2 separate regions of the Homo sapiens genome follow, and region 1 is linked to region 2. Evidence: read pairs that join two places in POLR2A ChIA-PET (ENCODE). Cell type or tissue: PC-3. All regions are shown on one strand. Each heading gives the region's core, and the rest is flanking DNA. Links, peaks and the distances in the headings are about the cores only. Region 1 has its middle 170 kb from the start of LINC00993. Region 2 has its middle 270 kb from the start of LINC00993.

Region 1 (12,849 bases), core at 3,124-11,123, 93 kb after region 2:
GTTTCAAAATAAATTGGCAGAAATCGGAAATGACGCCAATACTGCCCTCCTGCCTGCAGGCAGCTGGTCCCAGTGGGAGGTCTCTTAGCAATCAGGCTCAAATCAAATATTTGGGTGTCTGGAAACATTCTGATTGGAATGAGATCATAAACAAAAACTTCTCTCTTTCCCTCCCCAGTTAACCAAGCCACTGGGTTGCTGCCCTGCACCAGGGAGATCTGTGACTCATGCAGAACCTTCAGTTACAGGCAGGCCCCACAATGAGGCATCACAATCCCAGACAGCCAGGCCAGAGAGCCACTTCTATTTCTGTATTGATAGGTAGCCTTGGACAAGACATGCCAATTTCAACTTTTTTGTGGCTGTGCCTACCTAAAACCCAAAGTTTTAATTTGGTCCAGTCAGACTTTCTGCACGCAGCTCCTTCCAGAAATCAAAATGTTTCCAGGTTCACGGGAGCATGAGCTTCAGTTCAAGTCAGAGGCAAATCAGAAGAAACGAGGGTTTCCAAGTCCTCTCTTCCTCCATCTGCCATCTTGATCTTCCCTCCACCTTCCCCGCAAGTGACAAATGATGCATGGTTGAGAGAAGGGGCAGATGGATACTAGCCGAGGATAGTTTCACATCTTTTATTTTCCAACCACGCCCAGCCGTAAAAGCTCTATTTTATAGACATAAAAGCTGAGGCTGGGCACGGTGGCTCACATCTGTCATCCCAGCACTTTGGGAGGCTGAGGTGAGTGGATCATTTGAGGTTAGGAGTTCAAGACCATCCTGGCCAACATGGTGAAACCTCGTCTCTACTAGAAATACAAAAGCCGGGCATGGTGGCACACTCCTGTAATCCCAGCTACTTGGGAGGCTGAGGGATGAGAATCGCTTGAACCCAGGACGCAGAGGTTGCAGTGAGCTGAGGTCATGCCACTGCACTCCAGGCTGGGTGACTGACTGAGATCCTGTCTCTTAAAAAAAAAAAAAAAGGCTGAGATAAAAGATAAAATCTCTCTTGTATATAAGGATACCACTTGTCACCTTTTAAGATACCCTACCCCTTACCCTGGGGGACAAACATTGCTAGATCCTAAACAAACACTTAAGAATTGAATTAGCACCCAAAACACCTGGAAATGTCATCTTTTCTTTCAGTGGTAATAAGCAAGTGGTAAATTAGGCACTACTGTTTTGCCTCCACCACGCTCTAGCTTTGTGGCCTTAAGGGCAGCAAGTTGCATAACTCCTCTCAGCCTCAGTTTTGTTTACCTGGAAAATGGAAATAACAGTAGTACAGATCGTACTCTACTTACAATAATTTAACTTATTATTTTTCTTTTCTTTTTTTTTTTTTTTTTTTTTTTTGAGATGGAGTTTGTTCTTGTTGCCCAGGCTGGAATACAATGACACAATCTCAACTCACTGCAACCTCCACCTCCCAGGTCCAAGGAATTCTCCTGCCTCAGCCTACCAAGTACCTGTGATTACAGGTGCCCACCACAATGCCTGGCTAATTTTGTATTTTAGTAGAGACAGGGTTTCACCACGTTGTCCAGGCTGGTCTTGAACTCCTGACCTCAGGTGATCCACCTGCCTCAGCCTCCCAAAGTGCTGGGATTACAGGTGTGAGCCACCGCGCCCAGCCTAACTTATAATTTTTCAACTTTATGATGATGTGAAAACAATCTGCATTTAGTAGAAACTGTACTTTGAGGCTGAGTGTGGTGGTGGCTCATGCCTGTAATCCCGGCACTTTGGGAGGCTGAGGCAGGTGGATCAATTGAGCCCAGAAGTTCAAGACCAACCTGGTTAACATGGCAAAACCCTGTCTCTACTAAAAATACGAAAGTTAGGCGTGTTGGTGAGTGCTTATAGTCTCAGCTACTCAGGAGGCTGAGGCAGGAGAATCACTTGAGCCCAGGATATGGAGGTTGCAGTGAGCCGTGATTGTACCACTGAATTCCATCCTGGGCAAGACAGCGAAACTCTTTCTCAAAAAAAGAAAGAAAAGAAAAAAAGAAACGGTACTTTGCGTACCTATAAAAACATTCCACTTTTCATTTTTGGTACAATGTTCAATACATTCCATGAGACACTCAACACTTTATTTATTTATTATTTTTTGAGACACAGTTTTGCTCTTGTTGCCCAAGCTGGAGTGCAATGGCACGATCTCGGCTCACTGCAACCTCTGCCTCCTGGGTTCAAGTGATTCTCCTGCCTCAGCCTCCTGAGTAGCTGGGATTACAGGTGTGCACCACCACATCCAGCTAATTTTTCTGTATTTTTTGTAAAGACGGGGTTTCACCATGTTGGCCAGGCTGGTCTCCAACTGCTGACCTCAGGTGATCCACCTACCTCGGTCTCCCAAATCAACACTTTAGTATAAAATAGGCTCTGGGTGAGATGTTTTTGCCCAACTTTAGGCTAATGTAAGTGTTCTGAGCACATGTAAGTTAGGCCAGGCTAAGATGTGATGTTGGGTGGGTTAGTTATACTAAATGCATTTTCAGCTGGGCACAGTGGCTTATGCCTGTAATCCCAGCATTTTGGGAGGCCAAGGTGGGCAGATTATTTGAGGTCAGGAGTTGGAGACCAGCTTGGCCAACATGGTGAAACCCTGTCTCTACTAAAAATAAAAAAAACTGGCCAGGTGTGATGGCACACACCTGTAATCCCAGCTACTCGGGAGGTTGAAGCAGGAGAATCGTTTGAACCCAGGAGGTGGAGGTTGCAGTAACCAGAGATCATGCCACTACACCCCAGCTGGGTGACAGAGAGAGACTCTGTCTCAAATTAATTAATTAATTAATGAAATAAAAGCATTTTCAACTTACAATGGTTTGTTGGGACAGACCGGAATCATGTAAGTCAGGAAGCATCTTTTATCTACTTTGCCAGGTTGTTTTAAGAACATAGACAGTGAGTGACTGTAAAACACCTAAACCAAAGGCAGACAATAAATAGTAGCTACTGTTGTTGTCATGACTTTTTCACTTGTAAAACAAGATCACTTGATTAGTTTTATTTGAGCATCAAATAAAAGTATACTTTGGTTACTTCATTGTTCTGATTATAAAATTATAGTAATTCTTGGCCAGGCATAGTGGCTCACACCTGTAATTCCAGCACTTTGGGAGGTCAAGATGGGAGGATTGCTTGAGGCCAGGAGTGATACCAGCCTGGGCAACATGACAAAACCCCATCTCTACCAAAAATACAAAAAATTAGCTGAGCATGATGGTATGCGCCTTGGTCCCAGCTACTGGGGAGGCTGAGGTGGGAGGATTGCTTGAGCCTGGGAGGTTGAGGCTGCAGTGAGCCATGATGGTGCCACTGCACTCTTAAATGGGTGACAGAGTGAGACCCCATCTCGAAAGAAAAAAAAAGGAAAAATTCATGGTAATTCTTTACCTAAAAAGCTGCAGAATACAGAATGAGTCAGTCAGCACCCCAGCTTCTATGGCTCAAGGCAAATCACCTTACCATTCCTAAATCACTCCTCGGTTAAAAAAAAAAAAATGTACCGGTGGCAGTGATTGCTAGAGCATTTATTAAAATAATTTTGGTCAAAGGAAATACCAAAGTTTATCATTAAGATTCCACAGTGACCCTGAATTCTATATTGAACATCTTTCTTTGATCTCCTTTGGAAATCGTCTGAATTTTTCCCTTGGGAGGCTCAGGAATCAATTTTTGTTGATCTTGTTTATACTATAGAGGATGCCAAACTTCAAGCACTGAAGGAGGCTCAGGAATCAATTTTTGTTGATCTTGTTTATACTATAGAGGATGCCAAACTTCAAGCACTGAAAGATACATCCAAAATGAGCCTGAACACAGTGTCAAGGTTCGACTATAGACACATTTCACCATTTTCACTTTCGTCAGTAGACAAAGAAGCTGACATTATCTCTAATAGCCCAAAACTGGAAACAGCCCAAGTGCCCAACAAGTCAAGACTGTTTCCACAAAGAAATGGAGTATCAGCATTTCACTGAAGATAAAGATCCTGTTCAAAATCATATCAGGGGGCCAGGCGCGGTAGCTCTTGCCTGTAATCCCAGCACTTTGGGAGGCCAAGGTGGGCGGATCACCTGAGGTCAGGAGTTCAAGACCAGCCTAGCCAACATGGCGAAATCCCACCTCTACTAAAATATACAAAAATTAGCCAGGTGTGGTGGCATGTGCCTGTAATCCCAGCTACTCAGGAGGTTGAGGCAGCAGAATTGCTTGAACTTGGGAGGTGGAGGTTGCAGTGAGCCAAGGTTTTGCCACTGCACTCCAGCCTGGGTGACAGAGCAAGACTTTGTCTCAAAAAAAAAAATCATATCAAGTAAAAAATTAAAACGAAATAACAATGATTGTATTAATCTAACAACCAGGTTTAGAAATTAACAAAGGGGAACAGGACCTTCTACATAGATAGTAGATGCTGATATGAAGATTTGATCTTGATCCCCAAGAATGCAGTTTTCTGATATGGTTTTATCTTTAAATACATGCGGGGATTTTTTTTTTCTTGCTCTGTCTGCCAAGCCTTGGGGCACCACCCTTCTAGAACCACCTTAATCCAAGTTCAAATCTTGGTTTTACAAAAAATGTTTCAGAGACAAGATCTTGCTGTCACCCAGGCTGGAGTGCAGTGGTGCCATCACAGCTCACTTCAGCCTCAAACTCTTGGGCTCAAGTGAACCTCCTGCCTCAGCCTTCTGAGTAGCTGGGACTATAGATGCATGCCACCATGCCCAGTAAATTTTTTAAAAAATTCTTCTTGTAGAGATGGGGTCTCACTATGTTGCCCAGACTGGTCTCAAACTCCTGGCCTCAAGTGGTCCTACAGCAGCCTCCCAGAAACCTAGAAATACAGGCATGAGCCACTGTACACAGCCTACATACATGTTTTCTGGGTAAGTACTTGGTTATCTTTACAAAGTAACCCTTCCTGTAGTCCATGCTGATTGAGCATCTACTATGTATCAGGCATTATTAGGGAAATAACAAATAATGGTGAAGTGCCACTTGTCTTTTTTTTTTTTTTTTGAGACAGAGTCTCCCACTGTCACCCAGGCTGGAGTGCAATGGCGTGATCTCGGCTCACTGCAACCTCTGCCTCCCGGGTTCAAGCGATTCTCATGCCTCAGCCTCCTGAGTTGCTGGGATTATAGGTGCCCATCACCACAGCCAGCTAATTGTATTTTTAACAGAGACATGGTTTTGCCACGTTGGCCAGGCTGGTCTTGAAATCCTGACCTCGTGATTTGCCTGCCTCAGCCTTCCAAAGTGCCGGGATTATAGGCATGAGCCACCACACCAGGCTGTGAAGTGCCATTCTTTTGGAATTGACATTCTAGTGTGGGACACACACAATAAATAAATCTGTGACTATATCCCTTTATAAAAAACAATGTTCACTTTTAAATTTTACAGCCACGACATCAAGTAGGTACGGGTTTAATGTGTGCATCAGATAGATGAGCAAACAAACTTGGCTGACACCAGCCAGCTGTAAGTGATACACACACCTGGGATTTGAACCTAGGTCACCTGGTACTTCTCCCTTGCTAACAGCAGGTTAAGTAATTTAGATAAACTCTTCTACAAAAGACAACTTAAAAAGCCAGCTGAAAGATTTGTTTAATTTCCTTAAGAGGATCAAAATGATAATAAAGTGGTGAAGAAACATCTGCCAAAATTGAGGCCAGGACAAACCCAGAAGAGGTTCGCCCAGCCCACAAAGCTTTTATCCTAAGGCATTTTTCAATCTGGAAAAAAATAGCTTTGAAAATGAGCTGTTTTTTCCATAGTCTTACAGGGTAAAAGAACACAATTCAAAGCCCAGGGTCTGCCAAATTTAGGGATTCAGATACACCACTCCCCATGTCAAGCAGGGTCCGCAGGGTCAGGGAGGAGGGCAAGTATGCAGCCCTCAGGCTCACAGACAAGTTCAGATCATCTGGGAGGTCCAGGAGTCTCAAACTTTGAACTTGGATTAAGGTGGTTCCAGACTGGTGGTGCCCCACTGGCAGACACAGCTAAAAACCTATCTGGAAGACTCCACCATTATTCACGTATATACATATATATTCATACATATGTAATGCCCAATACCATCTAACATAATTCAGGTACTCAAGAAAGCAGGACATTACAGCCCAGCTTGTTGGTTCATGCCTGTAATTGCAGCATTTTGGGAGGCTGAGGCAGATGGATCACTTGAGGCCAGGAGTTCAAGATCACCCTGGCCAATATGGTGAAACCCAGTCTCTACTAAAAATACAAAAATTAGCCAGGCGTGGTGGCGTGCACCTGTAATCTCAACTACTCGGGAGGCTGAGGTAGGAGGATTGTTAGAGCCAGGGAGGTGGAGGTTGCAGTAAGCAGAGATTGCACCACTGCACTCCAGCCTGGGTGACAGAGCAAGACTCCGTCGCAAAAAAAAAAAAAAAGAAAGAAAAAGAAATAAAACAAGACATTAAGAGCTAGGATGGCAGGAACAGCCAAGAGTGCAAACGGGCTCACAGAGACTTTAGAAATGAGAATTCTTAGACACAGGCCATAAAACAACTCTGTTTACTGCCTTCAGAAACATAAAAGCCACACTTGACAATTATGGCAATTGGAAACTATAGAAAATGACACAAAAGTTTTTTAAAGGGCCAACTAGAAATTCTCAAACTGAAAAATACAGTCATTGAAGTTAAAAAGCCAGTGGCTGACTTCATAGCAGATCATCTCAGCTGAAGTGAGAATTAGTGAAGCAGAAGACAGGTCAGGAAAAAACTATCCATAATTCAGCTTGAAAAGGAAAAAAAAAGAAGGAAAATATAAAAAGGAGAGTGGTTAAAAAGATCTAACATTCATTTAATCGACATACAGGAAGAAAGAAGAATGAGATATTGGAGCAAAGCCAATGTTTGGAGAAATAATAGCCAGGAATTCTCCAGAGCTGATGACAGACATCAACTCACAGCAAATCCCAAGCAATATAAATTTGTAAAAGTCCACACCTGGATACAATGTATAAAACTGAAGACAGGCCAGGCGCTGTGGCTCAGGCCTGTAATCCCAGCATCTTCAGAGGGTGAGCTGGGCAGATCATGAGGTCAGGAGATCGAGACCATCCTGGCTAATATGGTGAAACCCGGTCTCTACTAAAAATACAAAAATTAGCCAGGTGTGGTGGCACATACCTGTAGTCCCAGTTACTCAGGAGGCTGAGGCAGGAGAATATCTGGAACCCGGGAGGCGGAGGTTGCAGTGAGCAACACTCTGTCTCAAAACAAACAAACAACAACAACAACAACAAAAAAAAACCAGTCCAAGATAATTAATCCAAACTATGTCATCATTCTTCATTAGAATCTAGAACATTTCCTTTTTTTTTTTTTTTTTTAGACGAGTGTTGGTCTGTCGCCAGGCTGAAGTACAGTGGCATGATCTCGGCTCACTGCAACCAACCTCTGCCTCCCAGTTTCAAGCGATTCTCCTGTCTCAGCCTGCCGAGTAGCTAGGGATACAGGCACGTGCCACCATGCCCAGCTAACTTTTTTTATTATTATTAGTGGGGGGGGGGGGGGTTCACCATCTTAGCCAGGCTGGTCTCGAACTCCTGACCTCAGATGATCCATCTGCCTTAAGCTCCCAAAGTGCAGGGATTACAGGCATGAGCCACTGTGCCCGGCTGACATTTAGTTTTTATACTCTTCTTTATGTATGCTCCAAACTGCAGGGACTGTATTTCACTCATCACGTGTGCCTAGCATCTGACTGAGGGACTGGATTATAATAGGAATTCATATATTAATTTGTGAGTGAATGAATTAGAAGACAAAGCAAGGTAATTCTACCAGGCATGCACTAGAAATACTGACTTACTGGGAAGGTTTCAGACAGACACACTGACAGCCTAACTCCCTGGGGAAAAACGCTTCATCTTCCTTCTTTTATTGTCTTCCATTATACATTATCTACTGCAGTTTCTTTCTTTTTTTTCTTTTTTAGAAATGGGGGCTCACACTATCGCCCAGGCTGGAGTGCAGTGGCATGATCACAGCTCACTGCAGCTTTGACTCCTGAGATCAAGGGATCCTCCCATTTCAGCCTCCCAAGTAGCTGGGTCTACAGGCACCCACCACCATGCCTGGCTAACTTCTGCATTTTTTAAGGCGATGGGGTCTAGCTATGTTGCCCAGGCTGGCCTTGAACCCCTAGGCTCAAGTAATCCTCCTGCTTCAGCCTCCTAAGTAGCTGGGACTACAAGTGTGTACCACCATGCCCAGCCTGCAGCTTTTTCTAAGACTATATAGACTTTTTGGCCAGGTGCAGTGGCTCACACCTGTAGTCACTGGGAGGTGGTAGTAGACGGATCACCTTACATCAGGAGTTCGACACCAGCCTGGCCAACATGGCAAAACCCCATCACTACTAAAAAATAGAAAAATTATCCAGGCGTGGTGGCGGGCACCTGTAGTCCCAGCTATTTGGGAGGGAGGCAGGAGAATTGCTTGAACCCAGGAGGTGGAGGTTGCAGTGAGCTGAGATTGTGCCACTGCACCCCAGCCTGGATGACAACAGCGAGACTTCATCTCAAATAAATAAATAAATAAATAAATAAATAAATAAATAAATAACACCCCTTCCCTGGTGGGGGGTGGTGGTTCTGATGGGCCCTTTCCGGAAGAAGCCCATGCATGGGGGGAAGGGTTGATGCTCCCTTAAATGTTATGCAATTCCCTCACCCCCTGACACCCCTGATCAGAAGCAGGAGTAGTGGAGTTTATACAACAGATCCCTAGGCTTATGCAAAGCACGCTTCACCACTACCACAGATCCTGGTAGTTACTTAAAAGCTAAGCAGCAGGTCAGGCCTGGCAGCTTAGGCCTGTAATCTCAGCACGTTGGGAGGCTGAGGCGGGCGGATCACAAGGTCAGGAGTTCAAGACCAGCCTGGCCAATATGGTGAAACCTGGTCTCCACCAAAATACAAAAAAATTAGCCAGGCATGGTGGCACGTGCCTGTAGTCCTACCTACTCAGGAGGCTGAGGCACAAGAACTGCTTGAACCCAGGAGATGGAGGTTGCAGTGAGCCAAGATCGCACCACTGCACTCCAGCCTGGGCAACAGAGCAAGATGCGAGATTGTCTCAAAAAAAAAAAAAAAATGCCAAGCAGCAGCCCTGAAACCTCTCTATGGCAATGCCAAAGCAGCTCCCACGGCATGCTAATTAGTGATGGAAACACAGCCACTCAAAGCAGCTTTATGGCCAATCTGAGCTAACAACAGAAGGAAGCCCACAGGCTATCACTCGCAATCCACTGTTCTTAACAGCCTCGTCCCTCTACCCAATATCCTTGACAGCTGTGTTCTGCCCTAAATACCAGCCGGTGACCCCATCTGATGTCACCTGTCATCCCGGGAACTTAAGAGGAACCATCATCTTCTACATATGAAATGACATGCAGAAGTCACTCCTTTAACTGGGGGGCCTTTGCAGTTTCTGAATAGTGTTCACATGGTGGAAAGCCTGCAGTTATGAAAGGCTGGGTGTGTGGCCTCAAGTGGATTTGGGGGCTCGAGGGAAGTGACTTGCTCTCTGTTTGATCAGTTATATAAATCTCCCCTGAACTCACTGGCTGCGGCCATCTGGAGGAGCACAACACAGTTACTTACCCACCCACAAGATTAATTAGTGCCCAGAAAGAACAATAGCCACCCCACGTGGTCTTCACATGTTCAAGTGACTTTGCTGCCACATCACTGTCAGTGGGCCATGTGCTTTGGTTGGCTTTGCCAATTGTGGAAATGAATTTACATCAATTTGTCTAGCTGCACCCCCGGTTGGCTTTCCGTCGTTGTGACCAGCGGGTGACATTTAGAGGATGTCTGGCTGTTGGCTGCAGCTGCAGAAAAGATCAAAACTCCCTGGTAGAGACCTATCCAAACCTGTTCTAATGGGCAGAGGACAGAGGACAGGTAGACCCTGCCATGGAGCCAAATGACAGAATTTGGCAATTCTGTAATTCCTCAACTCAAATAACCAGAAGTCACAGATTGGCAGTCCATGAATTCACTCCAGCCTATATATATATACAACTTGTTTGGCCACAGTGGTTTTTTATTTTGTTGTAAGTTACCAACAATTTTTTTTTTTTTTTGAGACAAAGTCTTACTCTGCCACCCAGGCTGGAGTGCAGTGGCATGATCTCAGTTCACTGCAACCTCCGCCTCCTGGGTTCAAGTGATTCCCCTGCCTCAGCCTCCCAAGTAACTGGGACTACAGGTACATGCCACCACGCCCAGCTAACTTTTGTATTTTTAGTAAAGACAGGGTTTCACCATGTTGCCCAGGCTGGTCTCGAACTCCTGACTTCAAATGATCCACTTGCCTCAGCCTCCCAAAGTGCTGGGATTATACGTGTGAGCCACCATGCCTGGCTGTAAGTTACTGACATTTAAACTGTCAGAGATTTCATACAAAAACCTGGATTCCTCCTGCTCTGGAAAAATCAAAAGCCCTAGCAACACTTCTGATTAGCTGTCATCACTTGAGGCCGAATGGTCCAACTTATTTAGGCCAGGGCACACTGGGTACGAGAGTTCCACCAGAGGCAAAGATAGGTTTTTATCAGGCCTGAGGCTTATATTAGTTGGAATGACTTCTCTAAGAAAAATAAATTGAAATTATAAATACAAAATTGCTAAGGCCCCTCCAGAGGCCTGAGCAAGTCAGGGCTCGGGAAGCTTAAATCATGTACTTCCACCTCTGGTCCCACCCACGGCTACCATTTGACACGCCCCATTTGCTACATGCCTGGCCATGCACGTGTCTGGGTCTGTGACCTCTTGCCAATATCCTATGGCCACCTGTGCCTGTCACTATTCCTAGGCCCTGGCCCTGATGTTCAGTATAAACACAGCTGGCCCCGGCTCTGTAAGGAAGGCCTCACCCTCCCTTTATCTCCATAACTAAAATGAAAGATGATTTCATTTATTATTTTTTATTTATTTTTATTTTTTAGACAGAGTCTTGCTCTGTCATCCAGGCTGGAGTGCAATGGCACGATCTTCGCTCACTGCAACCACTGCCTCCCAGGTTCAAGCAATTCTCTTGCCTAGCCTTCTGAACAGCTGGGACTACAGGCCACACTAATTTTTGTATTTTTGTAATTTTTTGGCTAATTTTTGTATTTTTAGTAGAGATGTGGTTTCACCACGTTGGCCCGGCTGGTCTAGAACTACTGACCTCAAGCGATCCCCCCGCCTCAGCCTCCCAAAGTGCTAGGATTACAGGCATGAGTCACCATGCCCAGCCGATTTCATTTATTTTAAAAGTTAAAAAAAGAAGTCTTTATGTTTTACAACTCCTTTCTTTGCTAGGTTAAAAGGACAGAAAATTCCAAGCATCTGTGTAGAGTTAATATACCAGGTGGCTCTTTTCCAGCACAGAGGTGTGTGAAAAACAACAAAAGAAGGAGGGAGGATAATAAACATCTGCTAGGTCTACAGCTGAATTTCTGTTCAGTCTGGGATGCTCATGGGCTCACTGAGATTGCGGAAGGTCTGGTCCATCTGTCTCTAAATGGCTTTGTTTGGGGAGGGTAGACGGGAAATACGCAAAGAAAAAAAAAAATTCCTGAATGCATAGAGAACCATGTTGCCACAGGTAGCTTAGAAATGAGATAATCTGCAGTATTTATTGAGCACCTGCTGTGTACTAACACTACTCTTATATACTAAGTATCACACTAGACACCACAAGGTGCTTGCAATCCACTTGCAGAAACAGATGCTATATATATATTAGCCAGGTGTGGTGGCACACATCTGTAGTCTCATCTTCTTGAGAGGCTGAGATGGGAGGATTGCTTGAGCCTAGGAGTTCGAGGCTACGGTGAGCCACGAATATGCCACTGCATTCTGTCATGGGTGACAGGGGAAGACCCTTACTTGAAAAAGAAAGGAAAGGGGAGGTGAGGGGAGGGGGAGGGGAAGGGAAGGGGAGGGGAGGGGAGATCTGGAAGACATTAAAATCTAAAAGCTCCACTGTAATCCTATCAATAAGAGAAAAACCAGTTAACATTTTGGCATATTTTCTTCCTGTTTCATTTCTAAATATATATTTATTTCAAAATGGAACCTGTGTATCTATTTTCACATAACACCATATTATGAGACTTTCCCCATGACATGGAATATTCTTTGAAAACAAAAAGTCTTTGTCTGTTTTCTGTTGCTATTACAGAAGACCTGAGGCTGGGTAATTTATCAAGAAAAGAAATGTATTTGGCTCATGATTCTGGTGGCTGGAAAGTCCACGATTGGACAGTTGCATCAGGTGAGGGCCTCCGCTCCAGGCAGAAAACAGGAGGGAAGTGGAAGTGTGCAAAGATCACATGGCAAGAAAGGAAGCAAAAAAGAAAAACTGGGGAAGCCAGACTTTTGTTTTTTTCAGGGTCTCACACTCACCCAGGTTGGAGTGCAGTGGCATGGTCAAAGCTCACTGCAGCCTCCAACATCTAGGCTTAAGCAATCCTCCCACCTTAGCCCCCTTAGTAGCTTGAACTACAGGCCCATGCCACCATGCTTGGCTAATATTTTAATTTTTATTTTTGCAGAGATGAGGTCTCGCTATGTTGCTCAAGCTGGTCTCAAAATACTGGACTCAAGCCATGTTCTTGCCTCGTACTCCAAAGTGCTGGGATTGCAGGTGTGAGCCCTGCCTCCAGCCAGAATTTTTTTTTTTTTAATCTGCTCTCAAGGGAACTAATTTATTCCTGCCAGAGGGAGAATTCATTTACCTTTGCAGAAGAGCACTAATCTAATCTATTAATGAGGGATCTGTTCCCATATCCCAA
Region 2 (12,849 bases), core at 2,907-10,906:
ACATGCTGACCTGACATATAAAACATTCTTATTGTAACTCACAGGCATCCAAGAAAGCTATGGGAAGTGAGAAAGAAATATTTTTATAAATTTTATTGGAACAAGCATAGCATTATGAACAATATGCAGTTTTCTCCTGGGAGCTTACCCATGAAACAGAAGCCTGTTCATTTTGCCCTCAATGCAGCAATGAAACTGTACAGGTGGTGAGGCAGTGACACATGCATGAATGGCCAGAGTGTTAGTGAGATCTGACCCAGAATGATCTTGCATATGAATCTGCCTTTCTCCAAAGAGAACCATGCAAGGCTTACAGCTGACATTTTACTTAATTCATGTTGTTGTCCACATTGGCCCTTTAGTACATATAAATTATTTTGTGAAATAATAGAAAAGGAAGAGCTGTGGATTAGTGGTCATAGCCAGGGAATTGAAAGTCAGAAGTGCATGCTCAGCTCTGACAATGGCTTTTTGTGTAGTAGTAAACAAGGTTCCTGACTTTAGCAATTAGGGTTACCATAGATTAACCGTGTACTATATTAATTTTCCTACCTTCTAATTTAGGGAAATTAAGTTCATTAAGTCATCAACATTTACTGAGCACTTACTATGTAGAAGACACAGACAAACTATGCTGAGGCATACGTTCTGGAAAGAAAATGTGTCTTGCGGCTTTGATATTCAAACATTTTGAGTGAAACAATTCGGCAATAAAATTTCTTTGGAATTTTAATAGGTCCAGCTTGGAAAGGCCCAATAATGGAATGATGGTTTGGCAGGAGCACCTCTCCAGCACTTTGTGAGTTTCCTGAATTCCACTAGTGCTTAGATTAGATTATGCAAAGCTGAGTTTGCAGCACTGGAGACCTGACATGGCATAAAAGGGTGTGGCAGATAACTTGGTCTAACCCCTCCTACAATCCCAACACGCTCAACAAAGTTGCTGGTATTGCCTCCTAAATGTCATAGGCAAATGGCACAGCGCATGGTGTGGGTCTGATCCCATCCTTACTATTCAAAGGCTACATGACCTCTGGCAAGTTAACCTGTGTCACAGTTTTCTCACCTATGAAAGGAACATCATAACAGTAATCTCACATGTTATTGTAAGAATTATATAAAATAACTGCCAGAATTTCAAAGGTTCAACAAATATTAGCCCCTTGGTGTCTTCCTCTGACCAGAAACATCTCAAAATGCTGCTGCTGCAATCATATAGTTACATGGAAATTACATTTTTCAGCCAATCCAGATCAGATTTAGTCCAATATCTATAGCTGAAAAAATGTAGGGAACTAAATATTAGAAAAGTCTGAGCTGAGAATCCTTGGCTCTTCCCTAGTTTTATTTGTGACTTTAGGAAATTAATTCAGTATCCTTTGGCTTCATGGAAGCCATACTTCCATGTGTGTCTAAGTGTGTTACTCTCCATAGAGAAATGTATATATTTATACATTGTTGGGATATAAAAATACTGGGGAGGAAAAGTTAGGGAATAAGGAAATCAATACTATTTCAATGCTTCTTGTATAGTTATTGGGTGAGTCAAATGAGTCATGGATATGGTTCAGAAAAAATAATGTGTTATTCATTTGCCATTTTAGTCTGAACAAAAATTAGAAAAAGGAGAGAGGAGAGAAAATCACGTTGAGTTGTATCCAATCATTCCCCGAAGAACAAATTTGCAAATTCATATTATGGGGAAGTTAGTTAAATATGTCCACCACCAATTTACACAGAAACAATCAGCACTTTGGGCATAAAACACAAGACTAGTTGTGCAAATCTCATCAGCCAGAACCTTCAGACTCAGAGCTGCCTATAAGAGTGAACAAGCATGGCATCTGCTTTCAAAGCTAAAAAAAATAAAAAAATAATAAATAATAATATATGAAACTTTGGATTTTTTTTTTTGAAACGGAGTTTCCCTCTTGTTGCCAAGGCTAGAGTGCAGTGGTGTGATCTTGGCTCACCGAAACCTTTGTTTCCCGGGTTCAAGCGATTCTCCTGCCTCAGCTTCCTGAGTAGCTGGGATTACAGGCGCACCGAGTAGCTGGGATTACAGGCGCACCACTACGCCCGGCTAATTTGTTGTATTTTTAGTAGGGACGGGGTTTCACCATGTTGGACAGTCTGGTCCCCAGAAGATCTACCGGCCTCGGCCTCCCAAAGTGCTGATTGCAGGCGGGAACCACCATGCCCAGCCCCTTTAGGGTATTAATAGTAAAATAAGGATCTGATGAGATAATTGGAAAAAAGCCAATCCCATGTTTCCACCGCACCCATGACATTTCAGAAGAGGTGTTTAACCTTATGAAACCTCTTGTTACCGTGGGGATTCCTTTCACACAACTCAGTATTTTTAAAGTCAGTTACTGCAATGTTTTCCACAAGCACTACTAAAAATATGTTTTTTTCTCCTTCTCCAGTAAAAAAACACCCCAGAGGATTTTCTTATACCACCGTTTCTGCAAGAATGAGAAGAGAACAGTCGGGGAGTGGGAAGCTTCACTAAAAGCGGCAGCAGGCCCCAGGGAAGAGAGCGCATGGCAGCCCTTGGCCCCTCACAGGTGGCATGGAGACAGCTCTCCCAACCTAAAAGGATGCGTGTGTACCACATAATATGAAGGAGAAAAAAACTCAGAAAATCAGAAAGAAAACATTAAAATAATCTCCATTCCACAGGAAACATCACATTTTATTTTATTATTTTAATTTTTTTGAGACGGAGTCTCGCTCTGTTGCCCAGGCTGTAGTGCAATGGCATGATCTCAGCTCACTGCGAGCTCCGCCTCCTGGGTTCACGCCATTCTCCTGCCTCAGCCTCCTGAGTAGCAGGGATTACAGGCGCCCACCACCACGACCGGCTAATTTTTTGTATTTTTTTTTTTTTTTTAGTAAAGACAGGGTTTCACCATGTTAGCCAGGATGGTCTCGATCTCCTGACCTCAGGATCCGCCTGCTTCGGCCTCCTAAAGTGCTGGGATTACAGGCGTGAGCCACCTTGCCCAGTCCATCACATTTTAAAAGTTTAAAGTGTTGTCATATATATAACAAAATTTATATTATATATATATAATTTATAATTTATATATAATACTATATATAGTATATTATATATAATTTATATATGTATAAAATTTATTATGTATAAAATCTTCAATTTTATGTGTAAAAGTTCATAAGCAAAATGGTTTTCTCAACATGGAGGATTATCAGAAAACAATTTTTTTAAATTTATGTGAGACTAGAATTATTCTTACTCTAAACCATTGTGATATTATTAGATGTGAGAATGCCATTTAGAGTCCAAGAAAAGTCCAGATTCCTTCCAGCTTAGTTAAAAAAAATGACAAATAGGTTCCATGCTGGCCAATAACAATTAAACATACCATTCAAGAAAGAGTAGCAAATAATACCCAGGTATTCAGACTTCCATCTTTGCAGATACTCAAAGGCAAAGCACTTCACCCGTTGTTATAATTGAACACCATGTAAGCAGAGCATATACTTTAGTTTATAATAAAAAACATAGGAAGAATGTAAATTGGTTTTGATTTTGAACTGCATGTGTGCATAGACATGTGCAGAAAGACATTCAAATACATGATATCTGTACAAATCTATATACCTGATTTAAAAGCAGTTTAAGATTGTATTTGTTCCCTGTGAAAACCAAAGAGCATCATCAAAAATACATAAGGGCTCTTATTTTCTTTCCCTTTTTCATTTTAAGCCCTGCATATAGTATCTGACCTGACAGGTTTTTGTTTGTAAATGAAGTGAATAAACAAACATACTTGGCAGCATCACTTAAGGGATTCTGAAGATTCTGTGATTCTGTGCAGGCATCAGGTCATGACATCATCACTGCTCTTGCTTGAAAGCACAGAAAAATGACTTGGATAAAACATGGCAGGAGTTTGGTGTCATTTTCTTCATTTATAGAAGCTGAATATATAAAGGCATTAAGTTCTTTTACTACAATACCACAAATGACCTCTTTTTTTTTTTTTTTTTTTGAGACGGAGTCTCACTCTGTTGCCCAGGCTGGAGTGCAGTGGCGCCATCTCGGCTCACTGCAAGCTCCGCCTCTGGGGTTCACACCATTCTCCTGCCTCAGCCTCCAGAGTAGCTGGGACTAGAGGTGTCTGCTACCACGGCTAGCTAATTTTTTGTATAAAGGTAGAGACAGGGTTTCACCGTGTTAGCCAGGATGGTCTCGATCTCCTGACCTCGTGATTTGCATGGCTAGGCCTCCCAAAGTGCTGGGATTACAGGTGTGAGCCACCGCACCTGGCCACAAATGACCATTTCTTAAAGAAAATTGTTGGGATATAGAAATACTGGGGAGGAAAAGTTAGGGAAATCATATGTGCTTGAGAATCACATTGCCAGGCTCCAATCGGGTCAACATCATCTAAACATGATCTAGAACCAGTGACTAAACATCTTTAAGCCTGTTTCCTCTTGTGTAAAATTGGGATAATAAAGGTACATGCTTCATAGGGTGGTGAAGATGAAGGGATGTAATGCCATCAGTAAATAGTCAATGAATGTCACTATTTTTTACTCTTTTTAAGACAGGAAGGAATATTTATGAGCTAACTGAACAATGACCTCTAATAACTTGGATGGTGCCTTAGATATGTTTGAGTCCCTCATTCTTCTACAGTCCTGACACAGTGTTGTAAACTGTTAGAGCCAACGAAGGTAATGATGTTCACAGTGGCAGACAAGAACAAGGCAACATCTAGAGACCTAAACCAATAGATCTCATTTTTGTGAAACATTAAGCCTATCCTAACATTAGTCTGCAGTTGCCCTATTTATAACTAAATTGGAAAATTAATCTCTAATAAAAACAGGTAGCCCTGCATTGAGTTAGCTTCATTTCTGGATAAATTATAGACAAGAAGAGAATAGGTTTATAACCATTACCATTCCCAGTCTTCATCATCCAAGCCAGAAACCAGAAAAACATCATTAACTTCAGAAATCTAAAACTTTCCATACCACTTTACTGCTTAAATCATTTTAATCATCTCTATTACTTAAAACTTTTTTAAGTAAAATTGATGTACAATAAATCATACATATTTAAGTCATGCAGTTTGATGAATTTTGCTAGAAGTGTACACCCAAGAAGCTATCACTGCAATGAAGATAATGAACATACCCATTAATACCAGAGGTTTCCTTGTGCCCTGTAGGGTCCTTCCCATTCCCTTACCTCACATCTCTCATCTGCCTGTTCAGAGATAATCACAGATCTACTTTCTGAACCTATAGATTTTTCTACAACTTTATGTATATGGAGCCATATAGTATGTTATCTTTTTTGTTTAGCTCATTTAACTCAACAAAAGTATTTTTAGTCTCACTGAAGTCATTGAATGTTTCAACAGATAATTCCTTTTCAGGCTGAATAGTATTCCACTGCACAGACATAACACAATGGTTTATCCATTCACCTGATGATGGACATTTGGGTTATTTCCAGTTTTCAGCCATTATGAATAAAGCACATATCAACTTTCATGCACAAATTTCTAAAGAGTTTATGTTTGGACATAAACATTTGTGTTTGGGTTTCTGCTTGTGTATGATTATCCTTTACCCTTCTATTTCTAATAAACCACAGTTGTGTAACTCACAGCTTCTCACTGTATCCCCTTGCCAGGCAAAACCCCTTTTTATATCTCAAACTCAGGCATCCTTTCACCAGAGACGCATATTGTTACACCTTCACTTCTACTGAATGCTCTCTCTAGACCAGTCAGGAGAGGTGCTCCTCTTCTCTGTAGGCTAAGATCATCATACAGGACCCCAGTTTCCCACCACAGTAATTAGAACTATCTATTTAGATGTTCACACCCCACATGAGACTTTGAACTCCTACATGTCATGATCAAGGTAGTTTTCATCTTAACTCTCCAGATCCTAGAAAATAAATATTTGTTGAACTGGGTGTTGCAGGTGCAATGGAATAAGCATAATTATATATTTAAACTACATATATGCTCAAAAATCACATTTATAATTGGTGGATTTGTAAATGTGCAATCTCTAATGTTTCAAAACACTCACTACCACCTCAAGGTTTCCAACCTAATTTATGCATGTTTTACAGTCACAGGTGAAACTGTGTTTTAAAATATGTCATATTCCACAATTCTGCAGGGGTATGTCCATATTTATTCAAAGTATTAGTATTTAATAAATCTATGCAACTCACATGTGTTTCATAAAGTAGCATGGGTACTTAATGAGTCAGCAAGCCACAGGGTTGCCCTTGCTGTGCTGGATCAGGTATTTTACATTCTTTTGTTGTTAAAGCTTATTTTCTTGCAAAGTTATACTAAGAAATTATGGTTCTGAAAAATTCTAAAATTACAATCCCTCTTTGGTGATGAATGGTTTCTAAATACTTCATTGTGCATTGACACCGTAATCTACACTGTGAACATTCCTTCCTCCTCCGAATGAAGCTCCACATCCTGGTCCCACCCAACGAGGGAGCCTCTCAGCTCAGGATTTTCTACGACTGTACATAAAAGACAGTTTTTCACCAAATTAGTTCTTTTTGTACTGGGGAATCGGGCAATTTTTAATATTTTAATTTATAACTTAAACATTTGTATAGCATGGTCTTGTTTCTATTATCTTAGTTAAATCTTCCCATCACAACTTCATAACTTTCACTTTCCAGTTGAGGAAACTCTGGTTTTACAAAATGTGTCCAGGCCTACGGACTCCAGACTCAGAAATGGATCTTCAGACTCCAAACCCTTTGTACTACACCCAATTGGCTCCCTGTCAATGCAGCCTAATTAAACCATTAAAAATCAAAGCAAACTTTTTCCTTTGAGATTCTGAACATTTATCATATTTTATTGGTCCAGGTTTTTGCCTAATGTCTTTTTTTTTTTTTTTTTTTTTTTTTGAGACGGAGTCTCGCTCTGTTGCCCAGGCTGGAATGGAGTGGCGCGATCTTGGCTCACTGCAAGCTCCTCCTCCCATGTTCACACCATTCTCCTGCTACAGCCTCTGGCGTAGCTGGGACTACAGGCACCCGCCACCACGCCCGGCTAATTTTTTTTGTATTTTTAGTAGAGACGGGGTTTCACCATTTTAGCCAGGTTGGTCTCGATCTCCTGACCTCGTGATCCGCCCACCTCAGCCTCCCAAAGTGCTGGTATTACAGGCGAGAGCCACCGTTCCCAGCCTGCCTAATGTCTTAAGAATGAAATTGAACTTTTAGTTTCTTTGTGAAAAGATGTCAGCATTTGAAAGTAAAGATTATATAATATAGTTGTAGCCACAAAACCCAGTGACATCCGACTGATGTTATCTAAGCTAGGGGTTGATTGCAAAAGTAGAATCCAAGACTGAGAAAAATAACAATCAACAAAACCGTGACATAGCTTCAGTACTCGATGGTCATGGCATGCAAGATGCGATTTAAAGATGCAAGGAGGAAATCTAATGAATAATATTGTTCAAATAGTACGAGATTTTTGCTTCTAAATCAGAAAGTGAGTTTTTTACTTTCTTAACTTCCATCGTCAATGTTTTACAGAGAGTTTACAAAACCCATGGAGAGGAAATTGGACCTGAACAATGGGATCCAGTGCATTTGTTTTTCATGCACAACATACTTATGAAAAGAATTAACCAAATATTTTCTCTTTCAATTTATTACTTACTAAGTTGTTTTCCCTACACACTGTTATAGTTGTATTAGCTAAATACATGTGTTTAAGTCCATTTGGGTTTCTATAACAAAATATTTGAGCCTGGGTAATTTACAAACAGCAGACATTTTTCACTGATAGTTCCGGAGTCTTGGAAGTCCAAGATCAACGTGCTGGCAGATTCATTGATTGGTGAGAGCTTAGTTTGTCACAGAGGCACTTTCTGTGTGTCCCAACATGGCAGAAGGAGTGAACAAGTTCCCTTAGATCTCATATATGAGGACACTAATCCCAGTCACAAGGGAGGAGCCCTCATGTTTTAATCATCTCTTACTAGGTTTCAATATAGGAGTTTTGGGGGTGAAACCAATGTTCAGACCATAGCATTCCACTCCTGGCTTCCCAAAATTTATGTCCTTCTCACATGCAAAATGCATTCATTCCATCTCAATAGCCAGTATCAACTCAAAAGTCTAAAGAAGTCCAGAGTCTCATCTAAATGTCATCTAAATCAGATATAGATAAGACTCAAGAAATGATCCATTCTGAGGCAAATTTATCTCAAGCTGTGAGCTTATGAAATCAAACAAGTTATGTGCTTCCAAAATACAACAGTGAAATAGGTACAGGATGGACATTCCCATTCTAAAAGGGATACATAGGAAAGAAGAAAGGGGTAACTATTAATAGTCCCAAGTAAGTTCAAAACCCTGTTGGGTGAACAACATTAAATATTAAGGCTTGAGAATAAACTTATTTGACTCCATGTCTCATGTTCTGAGAGAATTGGCCCAGGGTTTTGACCCCCAAAACTCTGAATGGCCCCATCCCCATGGCATTTAGACACAGCCCATAAGGTGTCCACCAGTGGCCCCACAAATCAAGGAGGTAACCCTGGGCCCATAGCTCCACCACACATTGCTGTAGTTGGGGCTCTTTGAGGTGGTTCTGTCCCCAAAACACCACTGTAAATTGCCCTAGTTGGGTTCTCTGCCATGGCTCCACCCCTACAACAGTTCTCTGCCTGGGCCCAAGGCTCTCTGGGGTGGCTAAAAAGCTAAGTCATAATAGCTCCATAATGTGAAGTTTCAAAATGCTTAGTAGACTTTCAAAATGCTTAGTAGGTCTTCCAGGAGGACACTCTAAGAACAATAATTAGCGTTGAATGAAAAGTGATACCACATGATCTCACTTATATGTGAAATCTAAAAAAGTTGAATTCACAGAAGTGGCAAGTAGCAAGTGGTTACCAGATGCTGGAAGTGGGAGGTAGATGGAGGAAGGGGAGATGTTGTTCAATGGGTACAAAGCTACAGTTAGTTGGAGGAAGAAATTCTGGTGTTCTCTTGCAGAAGAAGGTGACTATATTTGATAAGAATGTATTGTACATTTATAGTGAAAACAGATCATTTTAAATGTTCTCATTACAAAGAAAACACAAATATTTGAGGTTATAGATATGCTAATTACCCTATTTGATCATTCTACTATGCATGCATGTATCAAAATATCAATTTGTACTCTATAAATATATGCAATTACTATTTGTCAATTAAAAGTAAAATAAAACTTAAAAAAAAAGAAAATCTCCAGTTGTTTATTTCCTGCAGGCTTTGCTGATATGGACACAGCTAGATGGTCTGACTCTAGAGGAGCCCCTTTTAAGGAGATAGAAATAGTAGAACCATTGGTGGCTAGAATTGACAAAATTAGAGATTTGAGGGGCTTTAAACTCCCCGCAGGCATCTCCTTTAAGGCATTTGCCACATTCTGAAGCTGTTCATGGAGGAAGACTATAGACCTAAAAACAAAAAACAAACAAAAAAAAATTCCTCAACTCTAAGGCCACACAATAATTACATAAGTCGTATGTTCTAGAATCAATGAGTTGGACTAACTTCAAATGGGCAGTTTTCAGAGTCTCCCCTGACAGGTAGTTGACCAAGGGGTGTGTGATTTCTCTGAGAATCAAAGCCAAAGGTCCAGATTTCTGGGTACTGAGGAGCCGAAATCATCATGATTTCAAATAAACCCTTGAAATCCATATTCTTGGGGACAGGAACTAACCAGAGATAGACAAAGTTTTAATGAAACTTTAACCCAGCCTTGATCCAGCTAAGTTCATAACTAACAAGATAATAAGCCTCTAGTCTTTGATTAGCAAAGTGTTGATACAATATCTCTTGTAGATATTGTAATCTGAAGCTTCTAATTTTTTACAATAAACCATGTCTAGCACACAACTGAAATGTAATGAATATATTTAAAGTATCAGTTTTATATTGTCACAATAATTCTATGTACCAAAAAAAACCGACTCAGCTTTAAGGCCATACAATAATTACATAAGTCATGAGTTCTGGAGTCAATGAGTTGGACTAACCTCAAATGGGCAGTTTTCAGAGTCTCTCCTGACTGACAGTTGGCCAAGAGATGTCTGACTTGGCTGAAAAAAAATTGTGGTTTTGGCTCTGCTCCTTGTGCCTCGTTCCCCAGCAAGCTCATGTGTCCCTATTCTTGTGACAAGGACAGAGGAGCAAATGGGCAAGATGATACACACAGGCACTTTTCCAAGCCTTTGCTTGTGCCATTTTGCTAACATGGCCCAAACCAGCCCTGTGGCTACGCCTAGATTCAAGTGGCAGAACGCTCTGCCCAATGGAAGGACACTGGGAAGTTAAAAGGAGAAATGTGAGGACAGAGGAAGGGGTAAAACTCAGGATCCTGAGTGCAATAAATCCACCACATCAAGAATAAGATGCCATAAACGATAAGTAACAGGGAAGAACACAAGAGCAACTTGTGATCAAACTACTGTATTAATTGATGATGAATTTAAAGTAACTGTTGGATACATTCAGAAAACAGAAGAATGTAAAAATATATAAAAATTCAGAGAATTTTCAACAAAGAACCAGAACTTACTAAAAGTAATTGAAAGGATATTATAAACTAAAAAATAAAATATATGATATTAAGAACTCATTAAGACCTTGTAGATATGAGTAAGGTAGCAAAATAGGAGGTCACCCCCTCCTTTCCCCGATGACAACAAGAATTCTGCACCCTCCACAAGCAAAAATCTCTTTATGGGAGCCTTGTGTTTCAGGCAGGAGGTTGTGAAATCCTAGAGTAGCTGAGAACCTAGGAGTGTCACTTTGAGAGTGCAGATATGCACCCACATGGCAGATGCATTCACCATGCTCCAAGGTTTAGATTCAGAAATGTCTCTGTTCTTTAAAGGGTTTGACTCCAGCCCTATTTGGCCTTGACCCTGCTACTGAAACTATTTGCTAATGGGCCTAGGAGGAATCATGCACACTAGTGTCTGGGCAGACAGGCCTGCCAACATTGGTCCCAGCATTGAACCCAAAAGATATTTTGTAACTCAGCTCCAACACCCCCTCAGCTGTACTCCTAGCTTAGTACTGCTTGGAAATCTCAGGAGATGCACCTGGACAGGCTTGCCAGCCTCCATCCTCTAACAGTTCCCAAATGGGTTCTGAATCTCAGCTCCAGCCCCATCTTAGCTGTGGTCTGGGAACAATTCTGTCTGATTAGGGAACTGGCCAGGAATATCATCCACCGATGCCACCAAGTCAGCCTTGCCAGCATCAATCTTACAGCATATTGTGAATTAGCCCTGAAGCCTGAATTCATTAGCCTCTCCCAGCTGTGGTCTGGAAGCAGTTCTGCCCAACTAGGATTCCACTGGGAGGCATGCCCACCTGAATTTCCATGGTAGGCTTCCCAAAGTTTGTCCCAAAGTTGATCCTCAAATGGCCCTAGATCTTATGCCCCTTTTGTGTAGAGATTGAGAACAGTTCTGCTTGCCTGGGGACCCAGAGGGAGACAGGTCCAGTGGTGCCCCTATAGGTAATGCCCTGACTTTGGTCCCATTATAGATCTTGAATAATCCTTAAAAATGGGCTCCAGTCTTTCTCAACTACAGTCTAAAAGTAGGACTGCTAACCCAGGAACCCACCAGGAGACATGCCTATTTATGATCCTGGAGACTGGTCTGAGGTTCTCAGTCTCAGGTGTGGGCCCTGAAACAACCTTGTATCTTAATTCCAGCCATTTCAATCATGGACCAGGGCAGTACAACCACCCCAGGGCAGATAATCCAACCAGTGATCCAACAGGAGCTCTCTCAGAGACTCAGAAGAAGCCACACTCATCAGCATACTAGGTAAATTCTGAAGCAGAACATCATCTCAACACCAGCTCCACATACCAAGATCTTAGAGATGGTCCAGTTCACCCAGGGACCAGATAGAACCCATGCCCATGAGAACCTCTGGAAAGAGGCCTGTTGATTATAGTGTCTACTGTCGACCCAACATCAGCCACATGACCTGGATCCAATCCCACTCTACTGCCTACCACAATCCCAGAGGCAATCTCTTTAACCCAAGACCTAATAGGAGAGGATTTTAAGTTGGCACATACTATCTGTAAAGCCTGAGAGATGAATTTGCTCCTTTCAATGCATAGACATCAATGCAAAGCTACACAGATAACAAATCATCACACAAACATTATACCACCAAAGGAAACTAATAGAACTTCAATAATTGACTCCAAAGAAATGGAGATGTGTGGATTGTCTGAAAAATAATTCAAAACAATTATCCTAAAGAAGTTCAATGAGATGCAAGAAAATACACATAGACAACTAAAATTATAAAAATATTAAATGAACAAAAAAAGAAGTTTAATATGGAAATAGAAAACATAAAGAACTCAGCAGAAGCCCTAGAACAGATGAATAATACAACAGAACTGAAAAACTTAGTTCTAACAGTGGACTTGATCATGCAGAAGAAAGAATTAGTGAGCCCAAAAGTAGGTCACTTGAAATTAACCAATTAGAGCAATAAAAATATATTGAAAAGAGTGAAGAAAGCATAGGAACCTATGGGAAACCAACAAATATATGAATATAGTTATCCCTTGGTATCCACAGGAAATTGGTTCCAGAACCCCTCATGAATATCAAAATCTGCTAATACTCAAGTCTCATATATAAAATGGCATAGTATTTTTATATAACCTATGCATACCCTCACAATAGGCTTTAAATAATCTCTCCATTACTTACAGTACTTAATACAATATAAAAGTTATATAAATAGTTATTATACTGTGT

Evidence for each region. ChIA-PET counts read pairs that join two places held together with the same protein. Peaks named below come from ENCODE experiments on the same cell type or tissue, not always from the same donor. Only the 100,000 strongest peaks of a DNase experiment are listed, where the experiment ranks them.
Region 1: POLR2A ChIA-PET joins it to region 2 with 5 read pairs; 2 of 35 experiments call an interaction of 5 or more read pairs at or near these places.

The regions. Positions count from the first base shown.
Region 1 is chr10:37,476,552-37,489,400 of GRCh38, reverse strand. No RefSeq gene overlaps it. Among named protein-coding and RNA genes, the nearest start is that of LINC00993, 170 kb to the right of the region's middle. In PC-3, for the core only: no CTCF peak of the experiment used is centred there; no DNase peak of the experiment used is centred there.
Region 2 is chr10:37,569,782-37,582,630 of GRCh38, reverse strand. No RefSeq gene overlaps it. Among named protein-coding and RNA genes, the nearest start is that of LINC00993, 270 kb to the right of the region's middle. In PC-3, for the core only: no CTCF peak of the experiment used is centred there; a DNase peak (open chromatin) is centred at 6,280.